Regions from separate parts of the Homo sapiens genome. Here region 1 is linked to region 2. A link is an interaction called in ENCODE POLR2A ChIA-PET data of the cell type or tissue named here. Cell type or tissue: OCI-LY7. All regions are shown on one strand. Links, peaks and the distances in the headings refer to the core of each region. The heading gives the core; the rest is flanking DNA.

Region 1 (16,704 bases), core at 4,860-9,859, 760 kb before region 2:
ATTTGGAGAGAATGCTGAAGAGGACGTCTTTCCTCAGTTTCCTAGAAGATACTCAGTGTCCTGTCAACAACCCCAATCTTGTATCCTCCAGAGACTAGCTCCCAAAACCACAAAAATGGAGGGGAGAAACCATTACCATCCAATAAATCTGCATGGGGTGAAGGCCCCAACCATGCAAACCATAACCTCTTAAAAAAAAAAAAAAAGCCCCATTAACACAAAGCATCTTGGGTTTTTTTTTGGTAGAGATGGGGTTTCATCATGTTGCCCAGGCTGATCTCAAACTCCTGCGCTCAAGCAATCCCCCCGCCTTGGCCTCCCAAAGTACTGAGATTACAGGCATGAGCCACCGCGCCCAGCCCACAAAGCATCTTAAAGCCCAAATGCCCTTCCTTCCATCTCAAAGCCTCTTTCAGGAAAGGGAAGAAGCAGTTCAGTTGTTGAGAGGGCTAGGGGACAGGAATAGAGCAGCTGACAAAGAAAGCAGAGTTCCTTTTAAAAACCAGGCTGCAAATGCTAGAGGTTTGGAAACTGGCGTCATTCATCACCACGCTGTCTGAGCAGCTCAGAGAGCAATCTGATGTCTAGGAGAGCAGCCAGGGTTAGAGAGGCCACCCACGCCCTCCTCCATGCCTGGGATGCCTCTGACAGCCACCTGAAGGGGACATACATGGAGCTATGAATAGAAGGCAAAAGGCTTGTAAACCAACTCCTGTTAAGATCCCAAGTTAGTGTTTCCAGCAGGGCTCAAGTTACACATTTTCAGAGAGATGACAGTACAATGGAAGGATTTCAGCTATTCAATGATTCAGGATCACGGCACAAAGTGACAGCCTACCCTGAGCCCGCCAACAGCCACAAACCGTCCCATGGGGGCAGTCCATTTTGGAAGGGCAGCAAAAGACACTGACTGGCCCGGACCATGTGGAATCTCTTACAAGACCCAGAGTCCAGGAAGGTTTAGCTGGAGAACTTAGCACCTGAAATAGAGAACGATTATATACACATGCCTCATCTTCCCACACCTCCATAGGTAAATTCCAAAGGAAAGACCAAATCAGACCATTTTTTGGATCAGTCATAGCATCAGGCAGGGGTAAGAGCAGTATGAATGGGTGAGTAGAACAACAGCCAGCTACTGGGATTAACTCCCAGGACTGCAGTTGATTCTCAGGGGGTAGATTTCCCAGGTCCACCTCTACCTTTCCCAACTCCAGAGTCTCTAGTAACTATGACTAACCATCAAGAGAAGAAATAACTCAAGGCATCCACATCACTCTATGTCAACATACCTGAGAGAAAACATTTGCTAAAAAGGCAGTGGCCTTGGAGAGCCAGCTGAATCTACAACTCTGGCACGAAATACACAAAGTAAGCCTGGGGCCGGGAGTGGTGGCTCATGCCTGTAACCCTAGCACTTTGGAAGGCTGAGGCAAGTGGATCACTTGAGGTCAGGAGTTCAAAACCAGCCTGGCCAACATGGTGAAACCTCGTTGCTACTAAAAATACAAAAATTAGCCAGGCATGGTAGCGTGCACCTGTAATCCCAGCTACTCAGGAGGTTGAGGCACAAGAATTGCATGAATCTGGGAGGCAGAGGCTGCAGTGAGCTGAGATCGTGCAGCTGCACTCCAGCCTGGGGGACAGAGTGAGTCTGTCTCCAAAAATCTGGCAGTGCCAAAATGTAAAGAAGTAACCAAAAACCAAAAACAAAAATCCTCACAATGACTAGGCAGGTCAAAGGAGGCTAAAAGAGCAACCAATGGGCAAAGCTGAAACATTTTGGGCAATAAAACAAAGTAACATTGGATTATTTATTTATTTATTTTTGAGACAAAGTCTCACTCTGTTGCCCAGGCTGGGGTGCAGTGGCAGGATCTCTGCTCACTGCAACCACCACCTCCCTGCTTCAAACCATTCTCCTGCCTCAGCCACCAGAGTAGCTAGGATTACAAGCGTGCACCATCATACCCAGCTAACTTTTGTATTTTTAGTAGAGATAGGGTTTCACCATGTTGGCTAGGCTGGTCTCAAACTCTTGGCCTCAGGTGATCCGCCCATCTTGGCTTCCCCAAGTGCTGGGAATACAAACGCGAGCCACTGTGCCCGGCCTTATCGCTGGATTATAAACCAAAGTGTAAAATAAATATCCTGGAGTCCATACTGATATAAATAATTGAACAAATAAATGGGGGAGAATAGGCCAGGCGCAGTGGCTCACGCCTGTAATCCCAGCACTTTGGGAGGCCGAGGCAGGTGGATCACCTGAGGCCTGGAGCTTGAGACCAACCTGGCCAACATGGTGAAACCCCGTAGCTACTAATAATACAAAAATTAGCCGGGCATGGTGGCATGTGCCTGTAATCCCAGCTACTCGGGAGGCTCAGGCAGGAGAATCGCTTGAACCCCGGAGGTGGAGGTTGCAGTGAGCCAAGATCGCACCACTGCACTCCAGCCTGGGCAACAAGAGCAAAACTCATCTCCAAAAAATAAATAAATAAATAAAAATAAATGGGGGAAAATAGACAAGTCTCTCATATAGAAGAATTTAATAATTCAGCTGGGCGCGGTGGCTCACGCCTGTAACCCCAGCACCTTGGGAGGCCGAAACGGGTGGATCACGAGGTCAGGAACTTGAGACCATCCTGGCTAACATGGTGAAACCCCATCTCAGGGTGGGCGTGGTGGCTCACGCCTGTAATCCCAGCACTTTGGGAGGCTGAGGCGGGCGGATCACGAGGTCAGGAGATCGAGACCATCCTGCCTAACAAGGTGAAACCCTGTCTCTACTAAAAATACAAAAATTAGCTGGGCGTGGTGGCGGGCGCCTGTAGTCCCAGCTACGCAGGAGGCTGAGGCAGGAGAATGGCGTGAACCTGGGAGGCGGAGCTTGCAGTGAGCCGAGATTGCCCCACTGCATCCAGCCTGGGCGACAGAGCCAGACTCCGTCTCAAAAAAAAAAAAAAAAAAAAAAAAAAAAAAAAAAAAAAAAAAAAAAAAAAAAAAAGAAACCCCATCTCTACTAAAAAAAATACAAAAAAATTAGCCGGGTGTGGTGGCGCGCGCCTATAGGCCTGTAGTCCCAGCTACTCGGGAGACTGAGGCAGGAGAAAGGCGTGAACCCGGGAGGCGGAGCTTGCAGTGAGCCGAGATTGCGCCACTGCACTCCAGCCTGGGCGATGGAGTGAGACTCCATCTCAAAAAAAACAGAAAAAGAAAAAATAATTTAGTAACTCATGTAGCTACTCCGCCCTCAACAAGGGGAACATGAACATAAGTCCCTGTTCCTTAGGTGTGGGCTACACAGTGACTTTCTTCCAAAGGGTGCATGCAGCATGGAAAGGGGAAGGGGAGAACAACTTTACAGAGAAGCCTCACACACATCACCTCAGCCAAGTGATCATGGTTGACATCAGTCATGGAAAGGCTTGTGGATTGTATGTACCCTTGACATGATGTGATGAAAATAGCACTTTACCTCTCTGGTCCTCCTTCCCAAAACTTGGCACAGTCTACTTATGAAAAAAACACTGGACACAGCCAGGCGTGTTAGCTCACGCATGTAATCCCACCACTTTGGGAAGCTGAGGTGAGCAGATCGCTTGAGCTCAGGAGTTTGAGACCAGCCTGGACATCATGGTGAAACCTTGTCTCTACAAAAATTAGCCAGGCGTGGTGGTGCATTTCTGTAGTCCCAGCTACTTGGGAGGCTGAGGAGAATGGCTTGAGCCGAGATTGCACCACTGCACTCCAGCCTGGCTGACAGAGCAAGACTCTGTTAAAAAGAGAAAAATACTGGACAAATCCCAGTTGAGAAGAGATTCTCTTTATTTTTTATTATTTTTTTTGAGACGGAGTCTCATTCTGTCTCCAGCCCAGGCTGGAGCACAGTGACACGATGTTGGCTCACTGCAACCTCTGCCTCCTGGTTCAAGCGATTCTTGTGCCTCAGCCTCCTGAGTAGCTGAGATTACAGGTGCGTACCACCATGCCTGGCTAATTTTTGTATTTTTAATAGAGATGAGGCTTCACCATGTTAGCCAGGCTGGTCTCGAACTCCTGACTTCAAGTGATCCACCCACCTCGGCCTCCCAAAGTGCTGGGATTACAGGCGTGAGTCACCGCGCCTGGCCGAGATCCTCTTTAGATGCTTGCCCAGCACTCCTCAAAACTGTCAAGGTCATCAAAAACAATAAAAGTCTGAGAAACTGGCACAGCAAGAGGAGCCTAAAGAGACAATGAATATAGGTAACATGGGATCCTGGAACAGCAAAAGGACATCAGGTAAAAATCTAAGGAAATCTGAATAAAGGATGGACTTTAATGTAAAATACGTACTAACATAAGATGTTAATAACAGGGAAAACTATGTGTGAGGGATTGTGAGAAAACTCTGTACTATCTGCGTAACTTTTCTAAAAGTATTCTGAAAGAATAAGTTTATTAAGCCTCGGCAACATAGGGAGACCCCGTCTCTACAAAAAAATCAAAAATTGCCCAGGCACAGTGGCTCACACCTGTAATCCCAGCACTTTCAGAGGCCAAGGCAGGCAGACCACAAAGTCAAGAGATCAAGACCATCCTGGCCAACATGGCGAAACCCCGTCTCTACTAAAAATATAAAAATTAGCTGGGCATGGTGGCGTACGCCTGTAGTCCCAGCTACTCGGGAGGCTGAGGCAGGAGAATCACTTGAACCCAGGAGACGGAGGTTGCAGTGAGCCAAGATGGCATCACTGCACTCCAGCCTGGGAAACAGAGCAAGACTCCATTTCAAAAGAAAAAAAAAAAAGGAGGCCAAGGTAGGCGGATCACGAGGTCAGGAGATGGAGACCATCCTGGTTAACATGGTGAAACTCTGCCTCTACTAAAAGTACAAAAAATTAGCCAAGCGTGGTGGCAGGAGCCTGTAGTCCCAGCTACTCGAGAGGCTGAGGCAGGAGAATGGCATGAACCCGGGAGCTTGCAGTGAGCCGAGATCGTACCACTGCACTCCAGCCTGGGCGACAAGGCAAGACTTCGTCAAGAAAGAAAGAAAGAAAGACAGAAAGAAAGACAGAAAGACAGAAAGAAAGACAGAAAAAGAAAGAAAGAAAGAAAAAGAAAGAAAGAAAGAAAGAAAGAAGGAAAGACAGAAAGAAAGAAAGAAACAGAAAGAAAGAAAGAAAGAAAGAGAGAGAGAGAGAGAGAGAGAGAGAAAGAAAGAAAGACCAGCCTCAAGGTGAGCAGAGGATATCCAAGTACTGCAGGCACAGGACCAGGGAATGTTAAAGACCCCATCTGTGGAATACACATGTGAGGGCTGCTCATACCACTGGTCTGAACAGCTGCTGCCACCACTTTTTTAAGCCACCTTCACTCAGGAACGAGCCTTGTGCAGACATACAGAACAGTATCCACAGGCAGAGTCAAATTTGCTTCCACTGATCCTTGCTAAGTACTGGTCTGGGGTCGGTGCTGCCTCACCACACACAACTGCAGAAGCACGGTCGTTCTGTCCTGCCATCAGATACACACACGGCAGAAGCCAGTCAGCCGGACTGTGGCTAGTCAGGGCCGCGCCCTCATTGTCCCATTAAACCCTTCACCAGAAATGGAGATTTGGAGAGTCTTAACTTCTGGAAACTGAGTTTGTGACTTGCTTCCCATCATCCGTACTGTAACATTGATCCTATTGACCTGTTTGCTCTCCCATTTGTCTGTGAGCAACTTTCTGGGGGATGGACCAAAGATATGGCTCAAGCTGTGGGATCAGATGGATTTAAGTTTGAATCATAGGTTCACGACATCCAAAGTGTGTGAAGAAAGGAAGGGAAGTGTGTGTTAAAAGAAGTGGGCGAGGGCCAGGCATGGTGGCTTACACCTGTAATCCCAGCACTTTGGGAGGCCGAGGCGGGTGGATCACCTGAGGTTGGGAGTTCGAGACCAGCCTGACCAACATGGAGAAACCCCATCTCTAATAAAAATACAAAAAATTAGCCGGCCGTGGTGGCACATGCCTGTAATCCCTGCTACTTGGGAAGCTGAGGCAGGAGAATCTCTTTAACTCGGGAGGCGGAGGTTGTGGTGAGCTGAGATTGTGCCATTGCACTCTAGCCTGGGCAACAAGAGCAAAACTCTGTCTCAAAAACAAACAAAAAAAAAGAAGTGGGCAAGGCTGGGCACAGTGGCTCATGCCTGTAGTCCCAGCACTGGGAGGCTGAGGCAGGCAGATCATGAGGTCAGGAGTTTGAGATCAGCCTGGCCAACATGGTGAAATCCGTCTCTACTAAAAATACAAAACTAGATGGGCGTGGTGGTACACACCTGTAATCCCAGGTACTAGGGAGGCTGAAGCAGGAGAATCACTTGAACCCAGGAGGCGGAGGTTACAGTGAGCAAGATCGTACCATTGCACTCCAGCCTGGGTGAGAGGTCAAGACTCCATCTCAAAAAAAAAAAAAAAAAAAAAAAGAAGTGGGCAGGTGTTTGGTGTTTGCTTTAAGGGCAGGTTTGAATGTCTGCCCTCTCCTTTAACAACTTCAGTAGGGAGCCTACTATGCTGAGTGCCATGCCAGGTCCTAAACACACAAAGATCAAACAGGACCCGATCTGTGCCCCTAAAGGGCTCACCCACCAGAGAATGAGGCAAATAAGGAACAATGAGATAGCAGTTGAGAAGACAGCCCATGTAGGAGACAAGCCCTCAGCCCATTTGGGGCAAGGGAAGGCTTCACAGAGGAAGTGGCATTCAAACTGAGCTTTGAGAGAAAAGTAGGGAGATACAGTTTCCAGGCACGTGAGGTGCAGAAGAGCCTTCTAGGCAAAGTGAACAGTAGGCATTTAGCCCAGAGATGGGTCAAGGAGAGGCTGTATTGAATAGCGATAAGAGCACACCCCATCTCTGCCATTACTACATAGTCCCCCACTCTAACATGGGGATTAAACACAGAACCTACCTCCTGGGGTTGTCGGAGGATTAAAGGAGTCAACACATAGGGCTCACAAGAGTGCCTGGCACATGGCAAAAATAGAAGTTTAGCTTTTATTTGTATTACTGTTCTTATACATAGAGGATGGGGCTATTTAATTGGAAAAGTAATCTCTTACAATACCAAGCTATTAATGCAGAGGATGCCAAAAATATTCCGATTCTCCTCTGCCAAGGTTTTTGCAAGCATGATTACCTGGATTTTGGCACATCCTAGTTTATAAATTCTACCTAAAGCAGTGCTTCTCAAACAGCCCCAACATATGTACCCTTCACTCAAGTCAGGGGAGAGGAAACTCCCAGAAATCTGGGAGTTGAACCCAAAGCAGCTGGCTACAAGCAAAATACTGTCTTTGGCCAGGTGCAGCGGCTCATGCCTGTAATCCCAGCACTTCGGGAGGCCAAAGTAGGAGGATCACTTGAGCCCAGGAGTTCTGAGACCAGCCTGGGCAACATGGCAAAACCCTGTCTCTACTAAAAATACAAAAACTAGCCGGGCATGGTGGTACATGCCTACAGTCCCAGCTACTCAGGAGGCTGAGGTGGGAGGATCACTTGGGTCCACAAGATCAAGGCGGAAGTAAGCCATGATCGTCCCACTGCACTCCAGCCTGGGTGAGAGAGGCCCTGTCTCAAAAATAAATAAATTAATTAATTAATTAAAGTTTCCTGTGTTAGCTTCAATTCATGCAAACTTTGCATTCTAATCTATAATAGTTACAGGACTGTTTTAATATTAAAACGCTTACAACTAAGTAAAACTGAAGTGGCACAGCGTTCTCTTCTGTAAAATGGGAATACAACCCACATCAATTCTGTTCAATGTCTACAAAATGAGACAATTTGTGAAACCATCAAGCAATGTACAAGGCATCCCAGCAGACATTTTGTTTTTGTTTTAGACATGGGGTCTCATTATGTTGCCCAGGCTGGTTTTTTTTTTTTTTTTTTTTGAGATAGACTCTTGGTCTGTTGCCCAGGCTGGAGTGCAGTGGTGCAATCTCGGCTCACTGCAACGTCCACCTCCCAGGTTGAACTGCCTCCCAGGTTCCTGCCTAAGCCTCCCAAGTAGCTGGGATTACAGGCATGTGCCACCACGCCTGACTAATTTTGGTATTTTTAGTAGAGATGGGGTTTCACCATGTTGGCCAGGCTGGTCTCGAACTCCTGACTTCAGGTGATCTCCCAGCCTCAGCCTTCCAAAGTGCTAGGATTATAGGCGTGATCCACCACACCTGGCCCCCAAGCTGGTCTTGAACTCCTGGGATCAAGCGATCCTCCCAAAGTGCTAGGATTATAGGCATGAGCCACTGTGCCCAGCCCCAGCATACATTTGGTACACATGTTGAATCAGAATCAGTGTTGAGGCTGGGCACAATTACCTGAGGTCAGGAGATCGAGACCAGCCTGGCCAACATAGAGGAACCCTGTCTCTACTAAAAGTACAAAAATTAGCTGGGCATGGTGGCACACGCCTATAATCCCAGCTACTCAGGAGGCTGAGGCAGGAGAATAGCTTGAGCCCGGGAGACAGAGGTTGCAGTGAGCCAAGATCACGCCATTGCACTCCAGCCTGGGAGACAAGAGTGAAACTCCATCTCAAAAAAAAAAAAAAAAAAAAAAAAAAAAATCAGCCAGACACGGTGGCTCATGCTTGTAATCCCAGCACTCTGGGAGGCCGATGAGGCGGGCAGATCACCTCACCTGAGGTCAGGAGTTTGAGACCAGCCTGGCCAACATGGTCAAACCCCATCTCTACAAAAATACCAAAAAAAAAAATTAGCCGGGCATGATGGCAGGTGCCTGTAATCCCAGCTACTCAGGAGGCTGAGGCAGGAGAATCGCTTGAACACAGGAGGCGGAGGTTGCAGTGAGCCTGGGCAACAGAATGAGAATGAGACTGCCTCAAAAAAAAAAAGAACCTTCAAACCCCTACCTACCCATCAGAGGCAACTGCTATTTTGTGGGCATCCAGTCTGCCAGCACTGGACTAGCTCCTTTCTTTGTTTCTAATTCTGCAAGGTATTTAGCATCCCCATTTTACCAGAAGAAACACAGGCTCAGTGAGGTCAAGTAACAAGCCCAGGGTCACACAACTGGTAAGTGGGGGAATCAGGATGAGAACTCAGGTCCAACTGCCTCTGAAGTTCTAGTGCCTTCCACCCGACCACACTGCCTGTTTACTGGGCAAGGGTTAGAAGTAGAAGGTCTGGCCAGGCGCAGTGGCTCACGCCTGTAATCCCAGCACTTTGGGAGGCCAGGGTGGGCGGATCACGAGGTCAGGAGATCGAGACCATCCTGGCTAACACGGCGGAACCCCATCTCTACTAAAAATACAAAACAATTAGCCGGACGTGGTGGTGGGCACCTGTAGTCCCAACTACTCTGGAGGCTGAGGTAGGAGAATGGCATGAACCCGGGAGGCGGAGCTTGCAGTGAGCCAAGATCGCACCACTGCACTCCAGCCTAGGCGACAGAGCGAGACTCCGACTCAAAAAAAAAAAAAGAAGTAGAAGGTCTAAGAAGTACTTGCTTGGTGGGGCTGAATTTAAATGTATGATCTTGCTCTGTTTCCATGTAAATTCTAGTGACAGGAGCTCCTGGTGGCAAGCCACATTCTTCCCACTTGCAAGCAGCAGGCAGCACCACAGGAGAAACAGAGGACTAACCAGAGGCCCGCTCTGTTGCTTCCCCCTTAACCCTGCCCAGTGGGACCCCTGAGTTTACTCACTTTAACTTTCATTTTCTAGCCATTAGGACTTTCAGGTTCCCAGAAAAATTAATGACATGTAGATGTCAGCAAACTCTCAGGCCCTGAAGAGTACTGACTTGGGACTCCTAACTGTTTTGGTCCTCAGAGGCAGAGGTGAAAGGGGTCAAGAGAGAAGACAGGAGGTCGGGTAGACGCTGGGGAAGACAAAAAAACAGAGGAGCGCTAGTGATGAGGAGGGCTAAAGAGTTAAGAGTCTGCCCTTGTGCCGTGGCGCACTCAGTCTGCATGTTCATTCATTTAACGAACAAACCAGGCCGAAGAAGGGCCCACTGTTAGATCAGGTCACATCTGACCCCAAATCCAAGCCCCAGCTCTACTACTTTCTAAATGTATGATCGATCTTAGGCAAACTACTTAAGTTCCTTCTGCATCCCTTCTAAAGCAGGGACACTTGCCTTATCTTACTCAAAAAAAAAAAAGTAATAATAAAAATTAAAAACAAAGTGGGGAAACAAGCCCCACTATTTCCCAAGGCACCTATGAGGAATATGTATGAAAATAATTTTGCAACCTTAAAATGATTTTTAAAAATTAGTGTTACTGTCCCTCTACAGTTTAACAGCCCTCTAATTGTGAGAGGCAAGAGGGCAGGGGAGGAACAGCATCAGAAAGGAGGGGTTCTGTCGCACACGGAGCCATCGCTCTCTCTGCCAGGCAGAGTCAGACCTCTGCTTGGACTCTATAATTTCTAGGTGCCAGAAGTGGCTGCATAACGACCCAAAGCACTGGGGCCTGCCTCGTCTCTCTAAATGGCAGAGCTTCCCCTTCAAAGTCGTTTCAGGTTGGGTGCAGTGGCTCATGCCTGTAATCCTAGCACTTTGGGAGGCTGAGGTGGGTGGATCATCTGAGGTCAGGAGTTCGAGACCAGCCTGGCCAACATGGTGAGACCCCATCTCTACTAAAAATACAAAAATTAGCTGGGCGTGGTGGTGCATGGCTGTAATCTCAGCTACTCAGGAGGCTGAGGCAGGAGAATCCCTTGATCTCGGGAGGCAGAGGCTGCAGTGAGCCAAGATTGTGCCACTGCACTCCAGCCTGGGTGACAAAACAAGGCTCTGTCTCCAAAAAAAAAAAAAAAGTCGTTTCAGAGTCAGAGCTGGGAGAGCATGTCCAGACAAAGAAAAGAAGGTCTCCTCAGAAGGCTGGTCGGCCTCATCCCAGCACTCCTGAAGAGTGACAAACTGCGGTCTACTCCTGAAGACCTAAGTCTGGTCAGAGACCAATGGCCAGTGAGCAGTCAGGCCTCTCTGGCCCTGCCCCTCAGATGCCCAGGCTGACCAGATCAGAGAAACTAGGTTGGTTGAAGAAGTCTCCAATGAACCCCAAAGGAACCCACACAGATACAGAGCCTGTGATCCAGCTGTTGACCCTAATAAGGAAGGCTTCTTCTGTTGTCCGATAAAAAGTGAAATAAGTAGGCCGGGCACGGTGGTTCACACCTGTAATCTCAGCACTTTGGGAGGCTGAGGCGGGTGGATCACCTGAAGTCAGGAGTTCGAGACCAGCCCGGCCAACATGGCGAAACCCCATCTCTACTAAAAATACAAAAATTAGCCGGGTGTGGTGGCAGGCGCCTGTTAATCCCAGCTACTCAGGAGGCTGAGGCAAGAGAACTGCTTGAACCCAGGAGGCAGAGGTTGCAGTGAGCCAAGATCACGCCACTGCACTCCAGCCTGGGCGACAGAGCAAGACTCCATCTCAAAAACAAACAAACAAAAAAGTGAAGAAAGTACATCCTAGCTCTACTCAAAAGACTGTAGGAATCAGATACTAGCCACTGTCCAGAAGCCCTCAAACACACCTCAAGGCCAAAAAACACAGCACTTTTAAGTGGCAAGCGAGGGTGGTAAAGGTAGCCCAGAACACTGAAGAGCTACAGAAGTTCCCACAAACTGCACGGCTTTCCGTCCCTTCCTCCACTGTAGATAGCAAGGGTCAGTCATGGCCTCAGAGCCAGGCTACTCCTCGTTAAGGTACAGTCTCCGGCCTGTACTTTGGCCACATAACAAAGCTTGGTCTGAGACAGCAGCTATTTCACACACCTAAGCCCCAAGCAACAGACAAGGATCAGTCAATATGGTTGAGGGAACCTGCACTTTCTGGCATGTATCGGAATTCCTCAGGCTACAATTAAAAATCCAGAACTGCCATTGTGATCTTGACTTAGTCCTCAGTAATAAGTCCAAGCCCTGAAGGGATTGCAGACAGACCCTGGCGTGGTGTGGACCTGTTGCTCAGGGAGGTGTATGTGTGTGTGTTTGGGAGTGGGAAAGAGATGGCCCTTCAATTCCAGACTCCTCATTTTGGGTCTTATTCTCCTCCCTATAGACACACGGACAGCAGTCCCAAGAAAAGCAGTCCCTTTGAGGCGGCTGGGAAACCACTCACGTGCTCTGGGAGGACAGAGCTGAGCCTGGAGCAAGGGGGGAGGGGAAAGAAGATAATGAATGGGCACATCCACCCTGATCTGTGATCTGTAGCTAGGATTGAGCAAACCTCAGCTAAATTCTTCAGAGGCAGAAAGAGAGAGACACTCAAAGAACAACATAACTAGAGGACAGGGCTGGGAGACAGAAGGGGCAAAACAGGAAAACAGCTCATTTCTAGTAAGTGACTTTAAACTCAGCTGAGGTCCTGGTTGGTTCTCTGGCTTGAGGAAAGAGAGGAAGTAAGGAGTTGCGGGAGCGCACACACACTTCTGTGCGTGTGGAACGGTCTCACCCAGACGACCCCCCTCCCCCAAAGGAAATCGAGATATTCCTCTAGGGCTAGAGGGGACAACTGGTTTTGTGGGACAGGAGGAAGGAAAACGGCGACAGACAGCACTCCCTGTCACTTCTAAAAGAGAAGAGGGACAGGTTCCTTCACACCTAGCAAAGATCCTCCGATTCTGGAAGCAGGGGGAGCGGAACTTAGGGTACCTCTCTCCCACAACTAGAATGGACAGGCCAGAGGACAGTCATAGCGGTTTCCTTAAGGCTCACCAAAGGCAGGTAAGCTAAGGAAAGAAGCTCCCCACCTCCTATGGCCCGACGCCTGGGGAGCCCCTCAAGAGGGGGCTACGGGTCGGGGGAGGGGTCAGTATCCCCCTAAACTGGGGCTGGGCGGGAGGAAGGGCTGCCCTGGAGATGCTTCAACGCAGGCGAGACACCAGGTCCTGGGACAAGCATACTCACGGCGGCTCCGGGGCGGCGGCGTTACTTGGGGCCGGGGCTCGGACGGGATCCGCTTCTCTCCCCGCCGGCGGTGTCCCAGGCTCCGGCCTCCACTTCCGCCTTTCAGCCGCTCCGGATCCGGATCTCCACCTCCGCCCCGCCCCTCAATACTCCCAGGTGATTGACAGTGCGGAGACCAATGGGAGGCACTCTTGGCCGACCTACCCAGCGGCGCCGGTAGGAACGCGGGAGTGGCGGTAGGGAGCGCGCGAGGGATCGCGGGACTTGTAGTTCGCAGCGCTGGGAGGAGTCAGTGGCTGCCTGGGACTTGGGCTTAGGGTGGAGCCGGCTGACTGCGAGGCGGAGCCCGGCCGGAACTTTTTTTTTTTTTTTGAGACGGAGTCTTACTCTGTCGCCCAGGCTGGAGTGCAGTGGTGCGATCTCACTGCAACCTCTGCCTCCCGGGTTCAAGCGATTCTCCTGCCTCAGCCTCCCGAGGAGCTGGATTATAGGCACGCACCACCACGCCCGACTAATTTTTGTATTTTTTAGTAGAGACGGGGGTTTCGCCATGTTGGCCAGGCTGGTCTCGAACTCCTGACCTCAGGTGATCCGCCCTCTTCGGCCTCTCAAAGTGCTGAGATTACAGGCCTGAGCCACCGCGCCCAGCCTACGGCCGGGAACTTTTTAAGGCTAACCCTGCCATCCGCGTCACCGCCGGTTCCGGACGCCCCGAGGGAAGGCGGGTGGTGGAGCGTTGGAAGAAGGCAGAGGATTGTGTGTGCAGAATTGGGAAAGAAAAAACGTGGTGCGAATGAATATGCACGCGAGGCCTCAGTCCTGTGAACTCGCTGATCTGGAGAAGCCCTTGTCTGCACTGTCCGCCCGATTGCCAGGGGCGTCTGTGATTGGGAAGGTGAGGAAAGCGCTGCAGGAAGAGTTCTCTGCAGGATGCTGGGTGAGATCAAAGGGAGAGCTTCTGCCACCACCTCCTACTTGGTGTGTGCGGGGGCCGGCACAAAGACCATCTCTGCCTCTGCCTTCCCCTGCTCCTAGCCAGGGTCAGCTCTTCTCTCTGACGCGGAATACAGAGCTGGACAACCTCTGCCTCGGCCCTCTCCATCCGTAAATAAAGACTAGAACCACCCCCACTCTGCACTCTCCCCCTCTATGGATCAGGAATATTTGTTTTTTCTGCTCCTCTCAATATGGACTGGGCCCGCTCCTGATTCCTCCCACCCTTACCTCTCAACACAAACCAGTACCTCCTCTTCTTTTGCATCTCATCCTCAAGGGACACTACTGAAAACCTGTGTGGAATCAAAGCTCACCGGAGACAGCTGTGGCCATTGTGCCTATAACGCCAACACCAGGCATATCCTGGAGCCTCAGCTGGAGAATTTACCTGTCTTGGACAACCTGCCACAAAACTGTGCCCACATCTAGTTCCATCTGGTCATCAGGGCGTCTCTCTTTCTTACACCCATAACACACAATCCCCACTTCCGCGCCAGTGTTCATGAGAAGTGAAAAGGAAGAGGGAAGAGAGGGCTTGTTGGGAGGACAGAGGGGATGGGGCAGAGTGGGATTCCTAGCAGGTTCTGGCTGGTGACAAGCTCTTCCCCCAGCCCCCTTGCCATACCCAGTTCTGGAACAGTTCCTTATACAGGAGGGATGGGTAGTCCCCTAGGCCCACCTTTCCAAGGCTGGAGGTGGGCCAAAGCCAGGACTCTGTCCTTCCCACATACTGTGTGCATACATGGCTGTGACTGGGGTGCAGGGGAGAGAAGGGGGTATAATAGGCCCATAGTGACTAATTAAGTTTCTTCCTCAACCCTGGGGCCCCTGGTGGTGTGAATGTGGTGCCAAGTAGATTGGCTGGTGCCTCTGCCCTTCCTAGAGATAGCAACTGGGCCCTGGGGTACAACGAAGGTGAGGGTGGGGAGTGATTGCTGTGTTGGCTCCTCCAAAGCCCTGGGGCTCTCAGAGTAACCCCCAGAAACACCCAGAGCCAATAACTACAAAAATAAAGAGTTTATTTCCTATCCAAAAGTGAGCCCAGGGTGTTGGGTGGTAGAGGAGAGCTGGAGACCTGGGCGAGTTTTGGAGCAGTCCAGGCCCTGAGTGAGACCATGTTGTAATGGGGGAGAACAGGCTTGGCAGCGGTCTGGGGTCAGGGAAAGGATAGGGAGTGCTGTTGGGATTTTTGAGTTGCTAGCAGCAGAAGAGACCACCTTGAGAGACAGCCTGCAGAGAGACAGAAACAGAGATGTTGACAGACCCACGCCTAGGAGTAGAAGCAGACATTACTGGGCCCAAAAAGCACCTGTTGGGCACAGGGACCTGGGAACACACTGTTAGGTAAGGCAGAGGTTGCAAACTCAACCCCTGGGCTCCACCCCGGACATTCCAAATTGGATGAGGCCCAGGAATCTGCTTTTTATTTTTTTATTTTTTTGAGCCTCCGCGCCTGGCAGAATCTGCGTTTTAATAGGATCTCAGGTAGTTCTGATGGACACTCAAGTTTTGAGAACTCAAATACCCACAGAGACCAAACAAAAATTTCAAACAAGGGAAGCTAGCTGGGTGTCGGGAGATGATCAAGAAACGTGGTGACTGCGAAGTAGAGTGCAGAGCAGATCCCATCTAAAGAGGACAGTGGCCACCCAGCCCAGCTGATTGCCAGTTATTGCCAGATGGAATGTTGGCCCACGGTAGCCTGATGTCCTGAGGTTTTTTTTGTTTTGTTTTGTTTGAGCAGGGTCTCACTCTGTCACCCAGGCTGGAGTGCAGTGGTGTGATCACTGCTCACTGCAGCCTCAACCTCCTGGGCTCAAGAGATCCTCCCACCTCAGCTTCCAGAGTAGCTGGGACCACAGGCACACACCACTACACCTGGCTAATTTTTTAATTTGTATAGAGATGGGTGGGGGGGGTGTCTTGCTATGTTGCCCAGGCTGGTCTTGAACTCCTGGATTCAAGTCATCCTTCCACCTCAGCTTCTGGAGTAGCTGGAACCACAGGCACTCACCACTACACCTGGCTAATTTTTATTTATTTATTTATTTATTTTTGAGGTGGAGTTTCACTCTTATTGCCCAGACTTGAGAGCAATGGCACGATCTCGGCTCACTGCACCCTCCACCTCCCAGGTTCAAGCGATTCTCCTGCCTCAGCCTCCCGCGAAGCTGGGATTACAGGCATGCACCACCATCCCAGCTAATGTTTGTATTTTTAGTAGAGATGGGGTTTCTCCATGTTGGTCAGGCTGGTCTCGAACTCCAGACCTCAGGTAATCCACCTGCCTCGGCCTCCCAAAGTGCTGGGATTACAGGCGTGAGCCACCATGCCCAGCCTACACCTGGCTAATTTGAAAAATATTTTGAAAAATATTTTTCAAAATAATCCCAGCACTTTGGGAGGCCGAGGCAGGTGGATCATGAGGTCAGGAGATCGAGACCATCCTGGCTAACATGGTGAAACCCCGTCTCTACTAAAGATACAAAAAAATTAGCTGGGCGTGGTGGCAGGCGCCGGTAGTCCCAGCTACTCGGGAGGCTGAGGCAGGAGAATGGCGTGAACCCGGGAGGCGGAGTTTGCAGTGAGCCGAGATTGCACCACTGCACTCCAGCCTGGGCGACAGAGTGAGACTCCGTCTCAAAAAAAAAAAAATATTTTTATAGGCTGGGTGCGGTGGCTGACACTTGTAATCCCAGCACTTTGGGAGGACGAGGCAGGCGGATCAGGAGGTCAGGAGATTGAGACCATCCTGGCTAACATGGTGAAACCCTGTCTCCACTAAAAAT
Region 2 (6,968 bases), core at 1,969-6,968:
AAAATTGGTCAGGCGTGATGGCACACGCCTGTAGTCTCAGCTACCTGGGAGGCTGAGGCAGGAGAATCGCTTGAACCTGGGAGGCAGAGGTTGCAGTGAACCGAGATCGGACCACTGCACTCCAGCCTGAATGACAGAACGAGACTCTGTCTCAAAAAAAAAGTAAACTATTAATATGTAGGATAGGCCAGGCACGGTGGCTCACCCTGTAATCCCAGCACTTTGGGAGGCTGAGGCGGGTGGATCACCTGAGGTGAGGAGTTCAAGACCAGCCTGGCCAACATGGCAAAACCCTGTCTCTACTAAAAATACAAAAATTAGCTGGGTGTCCTGGTGCATGCCTGTAATCTGAGCTACTCAGGAGGCTAAGGCAGGAGAATCGCTTGAACCTGGGAGGTGGTGAGCCAAGATTGCGCCATTGCACTCCAGCCTGGGCGACAAAATGAGACACCATCTGAAAAAAAAAAAAAAATATATATATATATACACACACACACACACACACACACACACACACATATAATACTAGAAAATGATTGTTTATAGGCAAAAAAAAAAAAAAAGAAGAAGAAGAAGAAAAGGAAAGGAGAAGGAAAGAAGGACCAAACATCTTTTGTAGAAATATGTTTGCTTTCATCATAACAGCTTGTTATCAAGGATGAATTTCTCCCTGAAATTAATGGAGGCACAGACTGGAAAGTTTAAAGTGGCTTTAAGAGGTTATTTTATTTAGTCCTCTGTCTTAATAGAAGCAAATTATTATCTCTGCTCCTTAGGTAGAGTAGCTAAGGCTCAGAAAGTAGGCCGGGCGCGGTGGCTCACGCCTGTAATCCTAGCACTTTGGGAGGCCAACGCAGGTGGATCACCTGAGGTCAGGAGTTTGAGACCAGCCTGGCCAACATGGTGAAACCTCGTCACTAATAAAAAAATACAAAAACTTAGCCAGGCATGGTGGCGGGCGCCTGTAATCCCAGCTACCCAGGAGGCTGCGGCAGGAGAATCACTTCAACCCGGGAGGCAGAGGTTGCAGTGAGCTGAAATCACACCACTGCACTCCAGCCTTGGTGACAGAGAAAGATTCTGTCAGGAAAAAAAAAAAAAAGTTTAAATGAATTACCCAAGGTATATAATTGTTAGTGTTAGAAGGAAGAAGAAGGGAGGGAGGAAGGAAGGGAGAAAGAAAGGGAAGGAGGAAGGGAGGGAGGGAAGAAAGCCTTTATTTATCTATGGGGTTCCCTGGAAAGCAGGCTGAAATGGAGATTCACGTGCAGGAGTTTAGATACTCTGGGGAACTATACTTGTAGAAGGGAAGGAACAGGAACAGGGCAGAAGGAGAGGTCCGGTTGTGATTCTGCCTCATCCAACCCCACAGCGAGCTCTGAAGCTGGGGATGGCTCCTCAGAGTTGGTCCAAGTTGGGACAAGGGAATCAGACCCTGGGGAGAGCGTAACCTTGATCAAGGCGACTCTCTTTAGCCCAGGGCAATGCCAGGAGAAGGCTGAGAGCAGAAAGCCATCTACCATCACACTCTCAACAGCTACGAAATAAGTCCTGCAGTTCAGGAGGGAGGTCTGGGCGGCACATCTCAGGACCCTCTATCTCTCAGGGTAGAGGAATTAAGAATGGGATGGGAACCAGACGGGCCATGGTGGCTCACACCTATAATCCCAACACTTTGGGAGGCCAAGGGTAGGAGGATTGCTTGAGCCCAAGAGTTCAAAACCAGCCTGGGCAAAAACAATCAAACAAACAAACAAAACACATTTAAAAAATTTGCTGTGTGTGGTGGTGTGCACCTGTGGTCCCAGCTACTCAGGGGGCTGAGGTGGGAGGATTGCTTGAGTCCAGGAGGTCGAGGCTGCAGTGAGCTATGATCATGGCACTGCATTGCAGCCTAGGAGACAAAGCAAGACACTGTCTCTAAAAAAACAAAAAACAAACAAATAAAAAAACGGAACCGGTTGCAAGCAGGGTTAAATAGCGTGGTCAGAGTAGGACTCACTGAGAATATGAGATCTGAGTCAAGTCTTCAAGGATGTGAGGAAGTAAGTTTCTGGCAGAAGAGCTGTGAAGGGCTGTCTGGCCAGAGAAGATTGCAATGCAAAAGCCCTGAGGTGGGAACGTGTTTGGTGTGTTTAAAGGAAAGCAATGAGGCCAGTGTAGCCAGAACAGAGTGTGCAAGGAGAGAAGGAACAGAAGATGTGGAGGGCAGATCAGTTTGTAATTGTACGCCCAGTATGCTGATTCTTTGTGTAATCTCCAGACTGTATTAAACTGCAAGAGCAGGGCCCCTCTCTGGCTTTGCTCATCATTGTATTCCCAGAGCCTTGCACAATGCTTGGTGCATAGGAGATGGAAATTTGTTAAATAAATGAATTATGGATAACGAATGGATGGTAAGATGGGTGGATGGATGGGGGGTGAACGGATGGATGGGGGGTGAATGGATGGATGAATGGGTAGATGGGTGGATAGGGGGATGGCTGGGTGGCTGGGTAGATGATGCACTGTCTCCCAGATGAGGACCTTTTCACCTTTACTCCATTCTCTTTCCTGCCCTTTAGGGAGCCCCTCTGGCCATGCCATGGGCACAGCAGGTGTATACTACGTGATGGTCACATCTACTCTTTCCATCTTTCAGGGAAAGATAAAGCCGACCTACAGATTTCGGTAAGAACTCACCACTGGGGTGTAGGTGGTGGAGGGCAGGAGGCAGCTCTCTCTGTAGCTGACACACCACGTATTCTTCCTCACATCCCCCTAGCCCGCTCCCACACCTGGGCAGCCGCTGATTAAGAGTTGTGGCACTTTGGATAGGGATAAACCTCAGAGTCAGGGAATGTTTGGGCTGAAAGGGATCCAGTAGTGCAATCCGTTGTTTTACAGATAAGGAAACAAAGCCCAACACCATGAAGGGACTTATAAAAATAAGGTAGTGAAGTAGCAGCAGGGCTTAAATAAAAACCCATGTCTGTACCAACCACAGAGTCACCCATCCAGGTTAAAATAACCAGAGAAACAGAAGATATTCCTACTACAGAGAATTCCGGGTGTGCAGCCACAGTGCAAATCCTTTTTATTTTTATTTTTGAGATGCAGTCTCGCTCTGTCATCCAGGCTGAAGTGCAGTGGCACGATCATGTCTCGCTGCAACCTCTGCCTCCCAGGCTCAAGCGATCCTCCCACCTCAGCCATCTGAGTAGCTGGGACCACAGGCCACACACCACACCCAGCTAATTTCTCGTATCTTTTTGTAGAGACAGAGTTCTGCTATGTTGCCCAGGCTCAGGCTGGTCTTGATCTCAAGCAATTGGCTTGCCTCAGCCTCCTAAAATATTGGGATTACAGGCATGAGCCACCGCGCCAGCCATGCAAATCCTTAATTATCAAACAGATAAAATAGGGAAGTTAAAATTCATATACACAAGGGTTAACCACTTGCCACAGGCATTTTTTTTTTTTTTTTGAGACGGAATCTCGCTCTGTTGCCCAGGCTGGAGTGCAGTGGCGCCATCTCGCCTCACTGCAACCTCCGCTTCCTGGGTTCAAGCTATTCTTCTGCCTCAGCCTACCGAGTAGCTGGGACTACAGGCACGTGCCACCACACCTGGCTAATTTTTTTATTTTTAGTAGAGATGGGGTTTCACCATATTGGCCAGGCTGGTCTTGAACTCCTGACCTAGTGATCCATCCGCCTCAGCCTCCCAAAGTGCTGGGATTGCAGGCATGAGCCACCGCGCCTGGCCTTTTTTTTTTTTTTTTGAGACGGAGTTTTGCTCTTGTTGCCCAGGCTAGAGTGCAGTGGCGCAGTCTCGGCTCACTGTAACCTCCACCTCCTGAGTTCAAGCAATTCTCCTGCCTCAGCCTCTCAAATAGCTGGGATTACAGGCGTGAGCCACCCCACCTGGCTAATTTTGTAATTTTTTTTTTAGTAGAGATGGGGTTTCACCTGTTGATCAGGCTGGTCTCAAACTCCTGACCTCAAGTGATCCACCCACCTCGGCCTCCCAAAGTGCTGGGATTACAAGCATAAGCCACCGTGCCTGGTCAATTTTGATCTTTTTTAAAGAGACAGGGGTCTTGCTATGTTGCCCAGACTAGTCTTGAACTCCTGGCCTCAAGTGATCCTCTCACCTCGGCCTCCCAAAGTATTGGGATTACAGGTCTGAGCCGCTGCACCCAGCCCCCAACAGGCATCTTTGGACTTTTGAGTACTGGCTTTAATTTACAAAAATTCCACTGAGAGCACCTAAGTTTGCCAGGCTCCAACATTTCTGCAGGGGCTGTTTTCTTTGCTGAAGGATCTGCACCTGTGTTCTGTTATGGTTGCCTCTTCTGTTGCAGGTGCTTGAATGTCATTTTGTGGTTGGGATTCTGGGCTGTGCAGCTGAATGTCTGTCTGTCACGAATCTACCTTGCTGCTCATTTTCCTCATCAAGTTGTTGCTGGAGTCCTGTCAGGTATGGGCTGATCTGACTCCCTTCCTTCTCCCCCAAACCCCATTCCGTTTCTCTCCCTAATCAGGACAAAATCCCAGCATTCCAGCCACATCCTGTGTGTAATCAGTACTGTTAGCATTTCTGTGGGTTGAAAGTCAAGAATGAGCAACTTGAAATGATTAATTTCTATAAGAGTGCCCAGATCTATAGAATGAATTGTGTAGAAGTTACCATACATCAAATTAACGCACCAAATTGAATTAGCTTGAAATCTCAGAGCTTTTTACAATCTTTATTTCTTACTGGTCTTCAACAGGCCCTAATTTACTTTTCAGGGAATCTGCCAAATTTAACAAATTAACACGATGTCCTAGGAAAGCTGTTCATTTAAATACATTCATTTGCAAACCTAATAGATAACTGCAGTTGATCTCTTTTATAGGTTCAGAGTTTTGAATATGTTTTTTTTTGTTTTTTTTTTTTGAGATGGAGTCTCGCTCTGTGACCCAGGCTAGAGTGCAGTGGTGCGATCTCGGCTCACTGCAAGCTCCACCTCCTGGGTTCACGCCATTCTCCTGCCTCAGCCTCTCCGAGTAGCTGGGACTACAGGCGCCCGCCACCATGCCCGGCTAATTTTTTGTATTTTTAGCAGAGACGGGGTTTCACCGTGGTCTTGATCTCCTGACCTCGTGATCCGCCCGCCTCGGCCTCCCAAAGCGCTGGGATTACAAGGGTGAGCCACCGCACCCTGCCTGAATATGTGTTTTCTTAGATCCAATTAACAAGGGTAAGACAAGATTTAAGTTAAGCATAAGAAAGATTTTGTGGGAGGCACTGGAATATAAGACCTTAACAAAACTGTGGAATTTCTCCCCTGGAGATTTGTAAGAACGGAACATAGCAGCATTCAAAGAAGAATGTTGAGAACAAGGGAGATAATGGTTTCATGGTAATCACAAAAGTAACACAGCATTTAGTACTGGGTTCCATGTTTGAGGAAGAACCTGGAAGCCATATCACATGAAAAACCTGGGAATGTTTAGGTTAGAGAGAATAACTGTGTTCAAATGTGTGACAGAGGGACTAGATTCATCACTTACTAACTCCTGCAGAAAGAACTGAGAAAAATAGACAGTATTAGAGGGGGACCAGTTTCACACAGACAAGGAAGAACTATTCAGCAATCAATTCCGTTCAAAGATAAAATGGACTGTTATAGTGGGGGTGAGCTCCCTACCTCTGAGGGTATTTCAAGTAGAGATAGGAGGACCTCCTGGTAGGAAATTTGCATACGGTGGGAGATTGTACGTGATATGGCACCTCCATCTGAAAGAGTCTATATTGAGGGCAGGCTGGAGTCACACATGGGAATAAGCCAGGCGACCCTCCCATCTGCCATCTGTGATTTAATTCCACAGTCGCAGAACGGATGGCATGTCACCCACTCCTCCAAACCCACCTCTAGCAAAGGTCCCAAATCCTTCCTATCTCTCACAGTCATGCTTTCTTCCACTCAGGCATTGCTGTTGCAGAAACTTTCAGCCACATCCACAGCATCTATAATGCCAGCCTCAAGAAATATTTTCTCATTACCTTCTTCCTGTTCAGCTTCGCCATCGGATTTTATCTGCTGCTCAAGGGACTGGGTGTAGACCTCCTGTGGACTCTGGAGAAAGCCCAGAGGTGGTGCGAGCAGCCAGAATGGGTCCACATTGACACCACACCCTTTGCCAGCCTCCTCAAGAACCTGGGCACGCTCTTTGGCCTGGGGCTGGCTCTCAACTCCAGCATGTACAGGGAGAGCTGCAAGGGGAAACTCAGCAAGTGGCTCCCATTCCGCCTCAGCTCTATTGTAGCCTCCCTCGTCCTCCTGCACGTCTTTGACTCCTTGAAACCCCCATCCCAAGTCGAGCTGGTCTTCTACGTCTTGTCCTTCTGCAAGAGTGCGGTAGTGCCCCTGGCATCCGTCAGTGTCATCCCCTACTGCCTCGCCCAGGTCCTGGGCCAGCCGCACAAGAAGTCGTTGTAAGAGATGTGGAGTCTTCGGTGTTTAAAGTCAACAACCATGCCAGGGATTGAGGAGGACTACTATTTGAAGCAATGGGCACTGGTATTTGGAGCAAGTGACATGCCATCCATTCTGCCGTCGTGGAATTAAATCACGGATGGCAGATTGGAGGGTCGCCTGGCTTATTCCCATGTGTGACTCCAGCCTGCCCTCAGCACAGACTCTTTCAGATGGAGGTGCCATATCACGTACACCATATGCAAGTTTCCCGCCAGGAGGTCCTCCTCTCTCTACTTGAATACTCTCACAAGTAGGGAGCTCACTCCCACTGGAACAGCCCATTTTATCTTTGAATGGTCTTCTGCCAGCCCATTTTGAGGCCAGAGGTGCTGTCAGCTCAGGTGGTCCTCTTTTACAATCCTAATCATATTGGGTAATGTTTTTGAAAAGCTAATGAAGCTATTGAGAAAGACCTGTTGCTAGAAGTTGGGTTGTTCTGGATTTTCCCCTGAAGACTTACT

What was found. Peaks named below come from ENCODE experiments on the same cell type or tissue, not always from the same donor. Only the 100,000 strongest peaks of a DNase experiment are listed, where the experiment ranks them.
Region 1: POLR2A ChIA-PET joins it to region 2 with 11 read pairs; 2 of 35 experiments call an interaction of 5 or more read pairs at or near these places.

The regions. Positions count from the first base shown.
Region 1 is chr17:42,141,974-42,158,677 of GRCh38, forward strand. It overlaps RAB5C (RAB5C, member RAS oncogene family), which reads right to left and starts at 13,016. Exons shown (of 6, transcript NM_004583.4): 1 at 12,920-13,016. It overlaps KCNH4 (potassium voltage-gated channel subfamily H member 4), which reads right to left. Exons shown (of 17, transcript NM_012285.3): 17 at 14,918-15,145. RAB5C-AS1 (RAB5C antisense RNA 1) reads left to right here and starts at 12,427. Exons shown (of 3, transcript NR_187282.1): 1 at 12,427-12,736; 2 at 13,026-13,135; 3 at 13,795-14,950. RefSeq lists enhancers at 12,468-13,088, 12,998-13,292, 13,175-13,284. In OCI-LY7, for the core only: no CTCF peak of the experiment used is centred there; no DNase peak of the experiment used is centred there.
Region 2 is chr17:42,904,959-42,911,926 of GRCh38, forward strand. G6PC1 (glucose-6-phosphatase catalytic subunit 1) reads left to right here. Exons shown (of 5, transcript NM_000151.4): 3 at 2,565-2,670; 4 at 4,345-4,460; 5 at 5,957-6,968. The coding sequence ends at 6,468. Among named protein-coding and RNA genes, the nearest start is that of G6PC1, 7.6 kb to the left of the region's middle. In OCI-LY7, for the core only: CTCF peaks have their summits at 3,405 and 3,800; DNase peaks (open chromatin) are centred at 2,037, 2,733, 3,389 and 4,353; H3K4me3 peaks cover 1,605 bases; H3K27ac peaks cover 2,933 bases.